2 separate regions of the Homo sapiens genome follow, and region 1 is linked to region 2. A link is a loop called in an ENCODE intact Hi-C map of the cell type or tissue named here. Cell type or tissue: Calu3. All regions are shown on one strand. Each heading gives the region's core, and the rest is flanking DNA. Links, peaks and the distances in the headings are about the cores only.

What was found. A loop is a pair of places that touch in the nucleus more often than their neighbours do. Peaks named below come from ENCODE experiments on the same cell type or tissue, not always from the same donor. Only the 100,000 strongest peaks of a DNase experiment are listed, where the experiment ranks them.
Region 1: a loop joins it to region 2, with 3 times the contacts of the local background. A loop is called at or near these places in 3 of 110 quality-filtered maps.

Annotation. Positions count from the first base shown.
Region 1 is chr15:91,510,073-91,518,734 of GRCh38, reverse strand. No RefSeq gene overlaps it. Among named protein-coding and RNA genes, the nearest start is that of CRAT37, 51 kb to the right of the region's middle. RefSeq lists a silencer at 1,522-1,816. In Calu3, for the core only: no CTCF peak of the experiment used is centred there; a DNase peak (open chromatin) is centred at 3,164.
Region 2 is chr15:91,451,001-91,459,662 of GRCh38, reverse strand. The region is part of intron 2 of LOC107984778 (a long non-coding RNA gene); the gene reads left to right. Among named protein-coding and RNA genes, the nearest start is that of CRAT37, 8.0 kb to the left of the region's middle. In Calu3, for the core only: no CTCF peak of the experiment used is centred there; a DNase peak (open chromatin) is centred at 3,342.

The DNA.
Region 1 (8,662 bases), core at 141-8,140, 59 kb before region 2:
CTGGGGTGCACCTTCCTCTGGGTGCATGGATGACCTCACCAACCCAGAAGCTCATTGAAAGTTATAGTTTAGGGATTTTTACAGAGGCTTCATTATGTAGGCATGCACAATTAACTCAATCTCCAGCCCTTCTCCCCTTCCCAGAGGTTGAGGAGTGGGGATGAACATTCCAAGTTTCTAATTATGAGTAGCCCCAGCCAGGATCCCACGAAGGGTCCCCTCATTAGAACAAAAGTTCTCCTATTATGCAGGAAATTCCAAGGAATTAAGAGCTCCATGTCAGGAACCAGGGTCAAAGACCAAATATTAGAACAAAAGATGAACCTAGCACCCCTATTGATCAGGAAATTACAAGGGTTTTAGGAGTTCTGTGCCAAGAACAGAGGGCAGAGACTATCTATCTCTCTGTCTATATCTGTAACTATATTTTTAATTATGTTACACTTAAATTCTTAGGATAAACTAAGTTTAGTCATAGAACATTAACCCATTTATACACTGCTGGATTTGGTTTGCTAATATTTTGCTTAGGAATTTTGCAAATATCCCTATAATAATAGCCTGTAATGCTTCTTTCTCATATTGATCTTTTTGGTTTAGTATCAAGGTTATTCTAGCTTCATAAAATGAATTGGAGGAGAGTCTATACTCTTTCTCAATCCTCTCGAAGGACTTACGTATGATTGGCACTATGTATTTCATAATTATTTCATCAGACTCACCAGTGACACTGTCTGGAAATCGAGTGTTTGGATTCTCATGGATAGGCAGTAAGAGTGTATTGATTGTGAAATCACAAGAAATAAAAGAGATGCATATATACATACACATATACATATATATATATACATATATATACACACATATATATACACACATTACATTATATATATATATAGACAGAGAGAGAGTGTGTGTGTGTATGTGTGTGTGTGAGAGAGAGAGAGAGAGAGAGACAGAGAGATTGACAGAGACAGAGAGAGAAATTTTGAGGTCTGGTAGGAAGAAACCTAACATGAGTCACTTTGGTAGATATTCACAGCCTGTTAACAGTTCCTTCCCAGAGGAAACCAAGGGCCTTTTACACAGTTGCTATGCACCAAGAAAAGGAACTACAAAGACCTTCTAGGGGCTGTTAGAAATGGATTCTGAACTGCTGCTCATGTTCAGAGACATCAATGATATGGTGTCCACCAGTCAGATAGGGGTTGATAGACATCAGGTGATAGACGGGGTTTTAGCACAATCCTAATGGGACTGAAGACCCAGAACAAATAATGAAAATAGATGTACTTAGCAATGGATGCAACATCCACATTGGTTTTCTGACATGAGGAGTGGGGGCCGTTCTGGTAGGAAGGACGAAACTAGGTCTACCCCTCTTGCTAAAATAGGAAACCAAAAGCAGAAATTCATCCCTGGGGAGAGGCAGAGACTAGATTAGCACAGCTATCAAAGACTTGAGGGATGCACAGGGTTAGGATTCTTACCATGAATGTTTTGATTTGTCTACATTACTGGTATAAAAGCCAGATGGGCTTTAGCAAATGACAGCAGATTATTACAAGCTAATTCAGGTGCTAAGGCTGATCATAGCAACAGTTTCAGATGCGGTGTCTTTACTGAAGGAAATCCACACTTCTCCTGCTACCTGGTGTGCAGTTAATGACTTGACAAGTGCTTTATTCTCCACTCCAAACAAAAGGAGTTTGTATTTATATGGCAGGGACAATTTACCTTTACGGTATTCATGGCTGTGTAAAACTTTACTATATTGTCTCATGGCTGGGTAAGTTCTCTCATTCTCTCTCCCAAGAGGATCCAGAGGAAGCTTTTTCACCCCAATAGCTCACAGAATATGATGATTGTTATATAGATCAAATGATGCTAATTGGATCTGGTGACCAAAAAGTATAAAGCACTCTAGATGCCTCAGCAAAACATGTGAAGCCAGAAGATAGGAAACAGACTTTTAGAAAGTTTAGGGGCCTGCCATAATGATAAAAGTCTATTTCTATATTGACTCTATAGACAACAGTCTATTGATCTATAGAAAGTTGACATTTTCCTCTTAAAGTGAGAAAAGGTGCTGAAACTTGCTCCACCCATGATTACAAAAAAGAACCAATGTGTTGGCTTTTGGAGGTCACATATGCTATCTTTTGTTATGTTTCACTAGATACTCCATAAAATCCTTGTATCAATACCACCATTTGTGGGTTAATATAATGCCTTACCCATTGCCATGGATTGCCACTCCACATCATTTCCATCCAGAAAACATGTTTTTCTTTTTTTTTTTTTTTTTTTTGAGACGAGTCTCGCTCTGTCGCCCAGGCTGGAGTGCAGTGGCGTGATCTTGGCTCACTGCAACGTCTGCCTCCCAGGTTCAAGTGATTCTCCTGCCTCAACCTCCCGAGTAGCTGGGATTATAGGCGCCCACCACCATGCCCAGGTAATTTTTGTATTTTTAGTAGAGATGGGGTTTCACCAGGTTGGCCAGGCTGATCTCAAACTCCTGGCCTCAGGTGATCCACTTGCCTTGGCCTCCCAAAGCGCTGGGATTACAGGCGTGAGCCACCGCACCTTGGCCCAGAAAACATATTTTATAACAAAATAAATGCAGGCATAGGCTCATGCCTACAGGATGCTCTGTCTTATGTGCACTCACACGCAGAAGCAGCTTGCTCAACAGAATAGTGGAATGCCCTGCTGAAGGTTCTGTTATAGTGCTAGCCTGGAGACACCAGCTTTCAAGGTTGGAACGCTGTCCTGCAGAATATGGTATATGCCTTAAACCAATGGCCAATATATGGCACTGTCTCCCCCTACAGCAAAAATGCACATGTTTGCGAATCAAAGGACAGAGGTAGGAGTGAGATCTCATAACTAACTTGAAGAATTTTTGCTTCCTGTTCCTGCAAGCTTGAGCTCAGTGGGTTTGGAAATCCTAGTACCAAAGAAGGGAATGCTTCCACCAGGCAACATGGTGATAGTTGTAATTCACTAAAAAAAAAAAATGCCAAATTGGAGATTTCATGGTACTGAACCATCAGGGAAGAGCACAGTGTACACAGTGGACTTATTAACGGGGAAAACTTGAGCTGCTGCTACTCATCGGAGGTCAGGAAATCTGTATCTATGACTCAGAGTATTCACTGGGGCCCATCCAGCTGAGGCGCTGGCAAGAGAAAGGGGAAATGGAGCAGACAGTAGAAGATGACAAATACATGATCCTCAAGTTAGACCATAAAATCAACAACCAAACTGGGGACTATGGCAGCTATGTTTATTACTTATTTCATTTCCCCATTTTCCTTCACTATCCTGTAGTAGAACCTGATAGTGGCTAATGTTTAAAGTTTCAGGTGAAAGTAAAACTGAGTTTATAGCATCCCTTGATGCTATCGTAGCTGGCAGGACTTCACTTGTCCCCTGTGATGAATACAAAATCTTTTCAGCCAGGTTAAGGCAAGAGTAGATGTTGAAGGAAATGGTGTGAGTAGTGACAGACATATTCCATTTGCCTTCCATCCATGCCCCCACGCCTTGCCACTCTGCTCCCTGCTGACCTGGATGAGCTACTACTTCCATCTTACAGAAACTTCATTGGCCTTTGGTTCCTGATTTGTTTTGGCCACAGGGAGCCCCAGCAGGAGAGAGAAGGATAGAAGAGAACGAGGTAGACTCCCTCCCTGCATAGCTGCTTCTTTCTAGATCCGCCTCTCTACACCACCCTCTCCTTTATACTCCATGGACCAAACCCTCCCCTCATCCCTTTGGGCCAATTGGTGATAACAGCTCCGCTGTTACTAGACACAGTGTACTTCCGTCTTCCTTGTAGCCTCTCCTATTCTAATTTGAGGGCATCGTCTTCCTGCTGGGACCCTGACTGCTAGAGGTCGTTTATCTATATTCTCCTTTCTCCTTCCACCCACATGCCTGCAAAACAATGACTCCAATGATCCTAAATGATTCCCTTCTCCCTTCTTTCTTTTGGAGCACATAGCAAGGAATCTTTTTATTCAGTTTAATTTCTTGTAAGAGAAAGGAGGTACTACTCTATCTTATGCTTTTTGCCCAACAAAATCCTACAGGCAGGGAATTATAAGGGCCTTGCTCTCTACTTAGACGAAGTGGGGAGGGAAGGAAGAATCAATACAAATAAATACCTTAAAAATATATCCTGTTATAAGCTTCCCTGGCTGACAATCTGCCTGCTTCCAACCTGGACATGAATGTTCTGCCCCCACTCAGCGGCCTCATCCACAGCCCATTTGGCAGTAAAAACCGAATCAAAGGAGGGCAGATGCATTTCATTGCTATGTCAGCCCTAATTGATTGGCTCCTGATACATGGTATTGGGAACAATTCTGAGGCCTCATCCCAGCTCAGCAGGAAAGAGTACTGTAATCAATTAGGGATGCCTATCCTGGGAGGTGACCAGAGGTACAGCAGCCAGAGCTATGTGTTTATTATTCCCCATCTAATCTCTCCCTCCATCTCAGCAGCAACCCCTTTCTTGGCTAGTTAACCCTCAGGTGTTCAAGAGGCCATTTCTCTCATAGGGAGAGGTCAAACTGGGTGCTAGGGCAAGAGCTGTAGCTTTCAAATTATAATACCCTTTTCTATGTTAAGAGTGGTTGTTCCGTACAGGTTTCTGCTAATACTGGCTGAATAGACATTGATGGATGATGATTCTGTATCATCTCACAGTCCTGCTATGTCTTCAGAGCTTTCTTCCTTTAGCCTTTTTAAAAATAAATATGCCACCAAAGTTTATGCTAACAGAAGGGTTTCAATATTAAATAATGACTCATTGAAGAATGAAATGGAGATATTTTTTACCCTCCTTTCAGCAATTGTTCTGCATATCTTTCCCCAGGTCCTCAAAGTCAGATTCAAGGACATCTCCATGTTTTGTTGTGTCTACCTCTAGTTCTGGCCCTATTCTTGAAATAAAGAAGGAGCCCACAGCCTCTGCCTGCCAATCACTGAAACTCAGCATTGGCAATCTGGCATATCTTGTTTAACACTGAGCTGCTACGTCGGTTTCTCAACAGACTCACGGCCCTGTGTTTTGGTTGCTGTGATGATGAGCCTTGATTCTTGGGACTGGGTTTCTGCTTCATTCCTTCCACCATCGCTGAGAATGAGGCTTTGAGCTCCTTGCAGGAAGGAGCCTTCCTACTCCTTAAAAATCCTCTCAAGTGATGACTCTCCACTGCAAATCCCCTTCTCCGCAATCTCCTCACCTCCAGCGGGCTCTGCCATATCATTTTTGTAGCCCTCCCCACCCATGGATGGCTGTTAGATGTGCCTTAGCTTTCATTCTTACCTATATTGCTGCCTCTTCTTAGGGTCAGTTCCACTGACCTATGTCTAAATCTGGGTGGGTAAGTCCCATAATTGGCACACACTCTATTCTCCGCCTCTACCTCCACATTGCTGTTGTGGAGTCGTGAAGATGTGCACAACCTGAAACTTCAGAGCAGGATTTGCCTTTAGATGCCAGACAGCTCACATAAATGAGCACCACTGATCAGGTGGGAACTGTGTAAACCAGAGAACAGATGTCCACTGAAAGAGAGGCATACACAGCTCAACCTTTGCCACTGGAAGCCAAAAATCCAGATTATGTGGAGCCTCTCAAATCATTAATACTGTCAACTAATTCACAGGTTTCTTAACAATGTTCTAATCCACATGGCATTGGTTTGTGAGTTCTACTCTATAGCGAAAAGGTGAAAGGTAATTTTCTAGTAATAACAACTAATGTTCATCTTCCTACATTCCAGCTTACCAATTCTTTCAAATGACTTGAGCAGTTTGCACATAGTGGAGAGCTCATCAAGAATTTCTCTATATATGAAGGAGAACATATTTGGAAAAAAAGTTTTTCTTGGCTGGATAGCATTAAACATTAATTCAAAATAAAACTATTTCAAGCCACATTTATTCCCTAAGAAATGAGATGAAAAGAAACCAAATGAATCAGCCAGATGATTCCAGCTCTTTAATCACCAGCATCACTATTGCTAATTGAATCTTCAATGCATATTGGCTTCACTCCCTGAGGTGCACTAAAACAAATATTTAACACTTGTCTCCTTAAGATGAAATACTTCACACGGATGAAATATTTCACGTTTGAAATTAAAAGTACCCATAAAATTGCAGCAAAGGCAGACTATGGCATCTAAATAGAGGACTGCAACCTTGTAGTGGAGAAAATAACATTATTCATTGGATCATTGAGGATCAGAACCAGAAGCGTTCTTATGACTACCGGTTTCCCAATGAAATTTACAAAGCCTAGCTGTCAGTGTTCTTAACCAACATAATGAAGGTAATACCTACGCATTACCTTGAACCTATCTCTTGCTGCTTTTATTATGGAATCAGATTTTTGATGCTGATTGGGTTGTAACGGTCAACTGTTTTGACCAGATGTCAAAATAACCAGATGTTCCCGTTAATTGGTTGGCAATTGACCTGAATTTTTTGATGTAGTTGATTCATTGTTGCATTTTGATTTGGTTTCCAAGGTAGAGAGTTGACAGTGAGTGAAATATTCAGCATTTGTGAAAAGTGTCCCTGGGCCCTTTCCAGCTATAGAGTCTTAAATTTCATCTTTTCATATTCATAGAAGAAAAGAGTGTGGAAAAGCTAAGTTCGGGCACAAAATAAGCCAAATTGTAGTGAGCTAATTCCCTTGCGAAGTACGCCTGTAAATGAATATTAATCAGAACAGGAAGTGACTGTGAAAAAGCAAGGATCCATCTTTAAAGTTCAGCTGAACTCTTTAAAACAACATTTTATTCAAAAATGTAACTAAGAACATATCGCATATATATACATACACATAAATTAACTTTAGAAGACACATTTTGCCTCACTGTACTGCAATTATATGTTGTATTGTCTGTGATTAAAACAGGTCCTATAATATAACAAAAATGTTTTCAAAATTATATTTCAAGAAATAAATGTTGCCCCATTGTAATAACAGATTTGTGCAGTATTGGTCCTGGTTGAAACAAACCTAAATTTAACATTTTTTCAAAGGGAAAAATTAAAGACAAATTTTAATAATATTAAAATGTGGGAAAACGTTAAAGCTATAAAAATATAATGACCACTAGGGAGATGTAGAGACCCAGTGAAGATGTCACTTGTTTTAAAAAAATTAAAAATAAAGTGAAGCATGGTTTGATGTTTTACTCTTGCTTTTTCTTTTTGATTTCTGGTTTATTCATTCCAAACATTATTAATTCCCAAAAAAACACCTGCCTGCTTTTCTAAGGGTGATCCAGAGTTCAACAGCATTGATATTCCACTCAGAGCTTGTTAGAAATGCTGACACCACCCCGCCAAAGCCCCCCCAACTCTGCCCCAACAGCTGAATCGGAATCTGATTTTACATCTTCAGGTGATGTGTATGCACATTAAACTTTGAGAAGCACTATTCTACAGGGCACTAAAACAAAAATTAAAAGTAAGAGTGATTCCTGACCTTGAATAAGTCATAGTAGATCAAGTGAACAGGTAATTATGGAACAAGTATCAAAGTACGTACAAAGCACTTTGGGGACACAGAGGAGAAAGTGTGTACTTTAATGGAGGCAATGATTTAAAAGGTAGAGAAATCAGAGTTGGATCTTGAAGACCAAGTAGAGTGAAAAGCATTCCCAGCAGAGAGGGCATGTGACAGGTTAGGGAATGGCAGCCCTTTTCATAGAGTGGACTGGTAATAATTTGAACCAAGAGGCTGTGATGGGCGAGTAAGGCAGGATAGCAACCATTGCAGAGACCTGGCAATGGAATATGAACTTTGTCCTTGGAACAATGAGGAGAAATCAGAGTTTTGAAGAAGGGGCTTGACTTTATCACAATTCTCTTTCAGAAACGTGTGCAGTGTATGCAGGCCACAAAAGATGAGGAAGCTACCAGTGAGTACGCTGTTGCCAGGCGTGTATTTAGGAGCTAGGAAGGATTTAAAAGACCAGTGGAGGACAGGATTGATTGGGTGTGATTTTTGACCCCTGAGGTCCATTTAACCAGGGTATCTTTAATACCTATAGAACTCTGAAGTGATGGATATTCAATAAATGGCTTTAGAGTTTTTACATCCTCCAAATACTCACAAAGAAATTCATTTATGCCATGTGTACACACTGCCTCGAAGGAAGTTTTACAGTCTTTCTCAAATAAATTCAGAGTCAATTTTTACCAGTTTTATAAGAGGATTATATTTTTCACAAAGATCATCCCCATTATTTCTTGGTTCAGTTCCATTACATTCAACGCACATGAGCTGAATCAGACGATTCTCCTCTAGGTGTTTTTTCTTTATCACCAGGCAGGATCTAGCCCATTTAGCAAGAAGCAAAAGAGAACCAAACACCATTGTATTCCAACAATAAAAAGGACATCAGAGTCCATCCATATAGAAACAAAGTAAGCAACAAAAATGAGCAACAAAAAGTTTTAAATAAGGCTAATTCTCACTGGCTTAGACTTTCTATCCTAGAAAGATTAAGTAATTAATCAGTAAGTCAGCATACCTTTATTGAGGTTGCCTATGTGGCCTTTGCACAGTCATAGATATTGATAGAAAAAGAAGTAAAGATGCTATTCTATAATAAAGTATGGATTATAG
Region 2 (8,662 bases), core at 273-8,272:
CTAGATGTAAAATCAGGATAATACACAAAGGCCTGCTTCAGAAAAGAAATCAAAGGTCAGCCTACTTAGGGAAGCAGTAGGAACCATGAGAAAAGGACAAGGCTCCACAGTTGTGCCTTCTCTCTGCCCCATCCCATCCCTAGTTCACATGGGCTGGGGAAGCTGGAAGCTGAGGGCTGGCTGCAAACTAACCAGACGTCCTTCTTTATGCTGTCCCGGAGACAGCCCCAGCCTCTGCCCAAGCTTGGGGCAGGGAAAAAAGGGGACTTGGAGAGCACATAAGAGGGATATTTTACAAATGCCTTAAGAAGCTAAAGAAGACTAAAAACTGCAAGTGAGTGAAAGGTTATGCAATGTGGGCTAAGGTGGTGTTAAGCATTTCTGAAACTCATTGGGGAAAGAGGGATTTCAAAAGTATAGTTTGGAAGATTTCATAGGGGGAAAAAAAAATCATGATTATACCTCAGTGAATGGAGACTCTTCAATTAACCAATGACATTTATTGCATAGGCTAAGTACTTTTTTTCCTACCAAACTGGAACATGAGAAGAAGAGGGCAATTTGTAGGTAGCGTATTACCTGCCATCACTCATGCTTTGCTTATTTTTCATACTGCACTAATATCCTCCCTGGCTGCAGCTGTCTGGGCTGTTTTGGCTTACATATTTCATGGGCATTTAGGTACTGGATGCAAGGATTAAATTTGATGACAAATGAGAAGGTAGATTATAGTGGTGGGATTTTCACAAGTATAAAGCCACCACCTGACCTGCTGAAATCACAAGGGCAGGAATTAATGGCATAGAAGATACCACCATATATTCCTTGGTCACTTTTCGTCTGTCCTTGGAATAAGTTATCAGCTCCCTGCCAACCTCGTGCAAAGGCATGCACAATCTGAATGATATCCACAGAACACTGAATGATACTGTGTCCAATCTGGAAGCACGGGAAGTGGCACTCAGGAAGACATAAATCAGTTTATCATACCCAGACCAAAAAGAAGGAAGCAGACAGGACACAAACATTGATTTAATATGAGAGGCTTTACATATGTTACCCTCCTTTAATCCTTACAACAACCCTCAATTTTCCTGAATTTTATTCTAAAAATGGTGAGGCTCCGAGAGGTTATTATCTGCCAAGGTCACCTAGCTGGTATATGACGAAGTCAGGATTTCGGTCCAGATCCGTGTGACTTCAACCCTTGCTCTTTCCAATATACCCACTTTTTCTCCCTGAATGTTTCTTTAGATGGAGACTTTGCTTAACTGCAGCCTCCAAGAGGCATGAGAAATTCACATGGAGGACTTCTAAAGGAACGGGTGGAAGGCAATGCCTCCTGAGCCTTTGTATGTGAAAGGCATTCTGCTCAGCACTGCAAAGAACACAGAGAAAACCACCTAAAGATGCTCAGAATCTCATGCAAGGGCTGATTTACATGTCACTTTTCTTTGAAATATTTTTTTATTGCCGTAAGGGCACTTAACGTGAGACCTATCCTCTTAAAAAATTGTAGGCATACAATACATTATTGTTGATTATAAAGATATCATACCTCACAATTGTCGGGACGGCTATTACCAAAAAAAAAAAAAAAAAAGCATTCTGTCACTTGAGACAACACAGATGAATGTGGAGGACATTATGTTCAGTAAAACAAGTCAGGAACAGAAATACAAATACCACACAATCTCACCTACATGTAGAATCTTAAAAAGTTGAACAAATAGAAAAAGAGAGTAGAAAAAGAGACTGGGGGTTAGAGGATTGGAGAGATGTTAGTCAAAGAACACAAAATTTCAGTTAGATGGGAGGAATAAGTCGTAGAGATCTATTGCCTATCATGGTGACTATAGTTATTATACACCGGAAAATTGCTAAGAGTAGAATGTAAGCATTCTCACCACAAAAAAAAAAAAAAAAGGTAAACATATGAGGTAGGGCATATGTTAATTAGCTCAATTTAGCCATTCCACAATGTGTACATATATCAAAACATCATGTTGTACACCAAAAATATATATAAATTTGTCAATTAAAAATTAAATTAAACAAAAAACAAGTGTGGGCAAGGATATGGAGAAACTGAAACCAGTGTATGCTGTTGGTGGGACTGCAAAATGATACAGCCGCTATGGAAAACAGTGTGGAGGTTCCTCAAAGAGATAAAAATAAAACTACCACATGATTCAGCCATCTCATTTTTGGGTATATATCTGAAATAATTGAAATCAGGATCTAAAAAAGAGATATTATCACATCCGTGTTTATCGCAGTGAGTAAGAAATTCACAATAGCCAAGATAAGGAAAGGACCCATATGTTCACTGACAGATGAATGGATAAAGAAATTGTGGTATATACATACAATGAAATACTATTCAGCTTTTAAAAAGTGAAAAATTCTGCAATATGCAACAACATGGATGAACATTGAGGACATTATGCTAAGTGAAATAAGTTACACACAAAAAGACAAGTACTACATGATTCCACCTCCATGAGTCATCTAAAATGGTCAAATTCTTAAAATCAAAGACTAGAATGGTGGTTACCAAGGGCTTGGAGCAGAGGCAAATGAAATGTATTAATCGGTTTTTTTGAGAAGGTCATGGCAGACGAGAGGCAGGACTAGATTGCAGCTCCCACTCAGATGGACAGAGCAGTGTGTGTAGTCTCGCATTGTAAACTTTTGCTCCAGAACTACTGCAGAAATAATTCAGGAAAGCCAAGAGAACCCACGGACCCTCTGAAGGAAGCAAATTGCTCCTGCAGGACCCAGGAGACACCCCAAATACCGTGACTGCCCAAACTCTGGAAGTGAGAAAGGGGGATCTTCTGCCTCTGAACACACATGCTCACTAAGGAACCTGAAGGTCTACAACACGGAAGAAGATTCTGATCTAACCTGGAGCTGAGTCAATTTAGAGAGCCAAGCGAAATACAGGAGTAGAGGAAGCAGCGGGAAAAGCCCCGTGGGCTCTCTGCGTCCCCTGGGTAGCCATTTCCGCCTTGCCTCACAGGGGGCCTTGGGGAGGACTGCCAGAAAAGGACTGGGAAAAGGCCACAAGGAGAAGGAAACCTCCAGCTGAACTTTGTAATAATTCCAACCGCATGAGAAATCTCCTGGCCAGAACTCAAGGGAGGGCATGAATCCTGTGTGCAGACTCCACAGGTGGGGAAGCATGAAAGCCCTACTTACTTTCATAGCTGGGAGGTGAGTAGCCTGGAGCTAGTTCTCAGCCCTGCTCACCCACTGCCTGGAAACAGACTCGGTGCTGTTGGGGGGTGGGTACAGTGAAAGTGAGATCATCCTTTTGGCTTGCATGGGAGCTGGGTGAGGCCTGTGACTGCTGGCTTTCCCCGACCTCCCTGACAACCTACATGACACAGCAGAGGCAGCTATAATCCTCCTAGGAACATAACTCTATTGACCTGGGAACCACACTCCCATCCCCCACAGCAGCCACAGCAACACCCTCCCATAAGGAGAGTCTGGGCTCAGACACACCTAGCCTTGCCCCCACCTGATGGTCCTTTCTACCCACGCTGGAGCTGAAGACAAAGGACTTATACTCTGGGGAGTTCTAGGGCCCTGCCCACCACCTGATCCTCCCTATACTACCACAGCTGATGCTTTCTTGAAAGTGCCACCTCCCTGCAGGAGGCCAACCAGCACAAAAATAGTGCATTAACAACCGAAATTAAGGACCCTCACAGAGTCCATTTCACCCCCCTGCCAACTCCACCAGAGCAGATGCTGGTATCCACAGCTGAGAGACCCACAGATGGTTCACATCACAGGACTCTGTATAGACAACCCCAGTACCAGCCCAGAGCCTGGTTGACCTGATGGGTGGCTAGATCCAGAAGACAGATTACAATCACTACAGCTTTGCTCTCAGGAAGGCAAATCCCTAGGAAAAGAGAAAGTACTACATCAAGGGAACATCCCATGGGACAAAAGAATCTGAACAACAGCCTTGAGCCCTAGACCTTCCCTCTGACACAGTCTACCCAAATGAGAAGAAACCAGAAAACCAACCGTGGTTATATGACAAAACAAGGCTCTTTAACACCCCCAAAAAAAATCACTCCAGGTCACCAGCAATGGATCCAAACCAAGAAGAAATCCCTGATTTACCTGAAAAAAGAATTCAGAGAGTCAGTTATTAGGCTAATCAGGGAGCCACCAGAGAAAGGCAAAGCCCAATTTAAGGAAATTTTTTAAAATGATACAAGAAATGAGGGGAGAGATCTTCAGTGAAATAGCATAAATAAAAAACAATCAAAACTTCAGGAAACAATGGATGCACTTATAGAAATGCAGAATGCTCTGGAAAGTCTCAGCAATGCAATCAAATGAGCAGAAGAAAGAACTTCAGAGCTTGAAGACAAGGATTTTAATTAACCCAATCCAACAAGACAAAGAAAAAAGAATAAGAAAATATGAACAAAGGCTCCAAGAAGTCTAAGATTCTTTCAAACAACCAAACCTAAAAATAATCGGCAATCCTGAGGAAGTAGAGAAATCTAAAAGTCTGGAAAACATATTTGTTGGAATAATCAAGGAAAACTTCCCTGGCCTTGCTAGAGACCTAGACATCCAAATACAAGAAACTCAAAGAACACCTGGGAAATTCACCACAAAAAGATCATAACCTAGGCACATTGTCATCAGGTTATCTAAAGTTAAGATGAAGGAAAGAATCTTAAGAGCTGTGAGGAAAAGCACCAGGTAACATATGAAGGAGAATCTATCAGATTAACAGCAGATTTATCAGCAGAAACCCTACAAGCTAGAAGGTACTGGAGCCCTATCTTCAGCTTCCTTAAACAAAACAATTATCAGCCAAGAATTTTGTATCCAGCAAAACTAAGCTTCATAAATGCAGGAAAGATACAGTCTTTTTCAGAGAAACAAATGCGGAGAGAATTTGCCACTACACCAAGCCAGCACTACAAGAATGCTAAAAGGAGCTCTAAATCTTGAAACAAATCCTGGAAACACATCAAAACAGTACCTCTTTAAAGCATAAATCACACAGGACCTATAAAACAAAAATACAATTAAAGATTAAAAAAAAAGTATACAGGCAACAAATAGCATGATGAATGGAATAGTGCCTCACATCTCAATACTAACATTGAATATAAATGGCCTAAATGCACCACTTAAAAGATAACAGAATTGCAGAATGAATAAGAATTCACCAACCATCTGCTGCCTTCAAGAGACTCACCTAACACTTAAGGACTCACATAAACTTAAAGGGGTGGAAAAAGATATTCCATACAAATGCACACCAAAAGCAAGCAGGGGTAGCTATTCTTATATCAGGCAAAGCAAACTTTAAAGCAACAGCAGTTAAAAAAGACAAAGAAGGACATCATTATGTAATGATACAAGGCCTTGTCCAACAGGAAAATATCACAATCCTAAATATATATGCATCTAACACTGAAGCTCCCAAATTTACTACTAGACCTAAGGAATGAAATAGACAGCAACAAAATAATAGTGGGGGACTTCAATACTCCACTGACAGCACTAGACAGGTCATCAAGACAGAAAGTCAACAAAAAAAATGGATTTAAACTATACCCTGGAATAAATGAACTTAACATATTTACAGAACATTCTACCCACAAACCTCAGAATATACATTCTACTCATCAGCTCATGGGACTTTCTCCAAGATAGACCATATGATAGGCTATAAAAAAGCCTCAATAAATTTAATAAAATTGAAATTATATCAAGCACTCTCTCAGACCACAGTGGAATAAAACCGGAAATCAACTCTAAAAGGAACTTTCAAAACCATGCAAATACATGGAAATTAAATAATCTGCTCCTGAATGATCGATCATTGGGTCAACAATGAAATCAAGATGGAAATTAAAAATCTCTTCAAACTAAATTACAATAGTGACATAACGTATCAAAACATCTGGGATATAGCAAAGGTGTAAGAGGAAAGTTCATAGCCCTAAATGCATACATCAAAAAGTCTGAAAGAGCACAAACAGACAATCTAAGGTCACACCTCGAGGAGCTAGAGAAAAAAGAACAAACCAAACCCAAGCCCAGCAGAAGAAAGGAAATAAGATCAGAGCAGAACTAAATGAAATGGAAACAAACAAAAAAAAATACGAAAGTGAAACAAAAAGCTGGTTTTTTGAAAAGATAAATAAAATTGATAGACCATTAGCAAGATTAACCAAGAAAAGAAGAGAGAAAATCCAAATAAGCTCAACTAGAGACAAAACAGGAGATACTGCAACTGACCACAGAAATACAAAAGATCATTCAAGTGTACTATAAACACCTTTATGTACAAAAACTAGAAAACCTAGATGAGACGGATAAATTCCTGGAAAGATACTAACCTCCTAGCTTAAATCAGAAAGAATTAGATACCCTGAACAGACCAATAATAAGCAGTGAGATTGAAATGGTAATTTAAAAATTAACAACAACAACAACAAGAAAAATCCAGGACCAGATGGTTTCAAAGCTGAATTCTACCAGACATTCGAAGAAGAATTGGTACCAATCCTATTGACACTATTCCACAAGACAAAGAGGGAATCCTCCCTAAATCATTCTATGAAGCCGCTATCACCCTAATACAAAAACCAGGAAAGGCATAAACAAAAAAGAAAACTACAGACCAATATCCCTGTTGAACATAGATGCAAAAATCCTTAACAAAATACTAGCTAACCTAATCCAACAACATATCAAAAAGATAATCCACCATGACCAAGTGGGTTTTATACCAGAGATGCAGGAATGATTTAACATATACAAATCAATAAATGTGATACACCACATAAACAGAATTAAAAACAAAAATCACATGATCATCTCAATAGACACAGCAAATTAAACAAAATCCAGCATCCCTTTATGATTTAAACTCTCAGCAAAATCGGCATACAAGAGGCATAACTCAATGTAATAAAAGCCATCTATGACAAACCCACAGCCAACATAATACTAAATGGGGAAAAGTTCAAAGCATTCACTCTGAGAACTGGAACAAGACAAGGATGCCCAATCTCACTACTTCTCTTCAACATAAGTACTTGAAGTTCTAAAAAGAGCAATCAGACAAGAGAAAGAAATAAAGTGCATCCAAATCAGTAAAGAGGAAGTCAAACTGTCTCTGCTGATGGTATGATTGTATACCTAGAAAACCCTAAAGACTCCTCCAAAAAGCTCCTAGAACTCCAGCAAAGTTTCTGGATACAAAATTAATGTACACAAATCAGCAGCTGTCCTGTACACCAATAGCGACCAAGCTGAGAATCAAACCAAGAACTCAACCCCTTTTACAATAGCGGCAAAAAAAAACAAAACAACAACAACAAAAACTTGGGAATACACCTAACCAAGGAGGTGAAAGACCTCTACAAAGAAAACTACAAAACCCTGCTGAAAGAAATCAGAGACAGCACAAACAAATGGAAACATGTCCCTTGTTCATGGATAGGTAGAATCAATATTGTGAAAATGACCATACTGACAAAAGCAATCTACAAATTTAATGGAATTCCCATCACAATACCACCTTTTCCAGTTCTTCACAGAACAATAAAAAAAAATCCTAAAATTCATATGGAACCAAAAAAGAGTCCACATAACCAAAGCAAGACTAAGCAAAGAGAACAAATCTGAAGGCATCACGTTACCTGATTTCAAACTATACTGTAAGGCCATAGTCACCAAAACAGCATGGTACTGGTACAAAAACAGGCACATAGACCAATGGGACAGAATAGAGAACCCAGAAATAAACCCAAATACTTACAGCCAACTGATCTGTGACAAAGCAAACAGAAACATAAAGTGGGGAAAGGACACTCTATTCAACAAATGGTGCTGGGATAATTGGCTAGCCACATATAGGAGAAAGAAACTGGATCCTCATCTCTCATCTTATACAAGAATCAACTCAAGATGGATCAAAGACTTAAATCCAAGATGTGAAACTATAAAAATTCTAGATGATAACATCAGAAAAACCCTTCTAGACATTGGCTTAGGCAAGGATTTCATGACGGAGAACCCAAAAACAAATAAAAACAAAGATAAATAGCTGGGACTTAATTAAACTAAAGAGCTTTTGCCTAGCAAAGGAACAGTCAGCAGAGTAAACAGACAACCCACAGACTTGGAGAAAATCTTCACAATCTATACATCTGACAAAGGATTAATATTCAGAATCTACAACAAGCTCAAACAAATTAGCAAGAAAAAAAATCCCATCAAAAAGTGGAGTAAGGACATGAATAGACAATTCTCAAAAGAAAATATACAAATGGCCAACATACATACGAAAAAATGCTCAGCATCACTAATGACCAGGGAAATGCAAATCAAAACCACAATGTGACACCATCTTACTCCTGCAAGAACGGCCATAGTCAAAAAAAATAAAAATAAATGGATGTTGGGGTGATGCGGTGAAGGTGAACAGGGTACACTTCTAGTATAGAAGTGTAGGAATGTAAACTAGTACAACCACTATGGAAAACACTGGAGAGTCCTTAAAGAACTAAAAGTGGAATTACCATTTGATTCAGCAACCCCACTGCTGGGTATCTACCCAGAGGAAAAAAAGTAATATGAAAAAGATATTTGCACACCC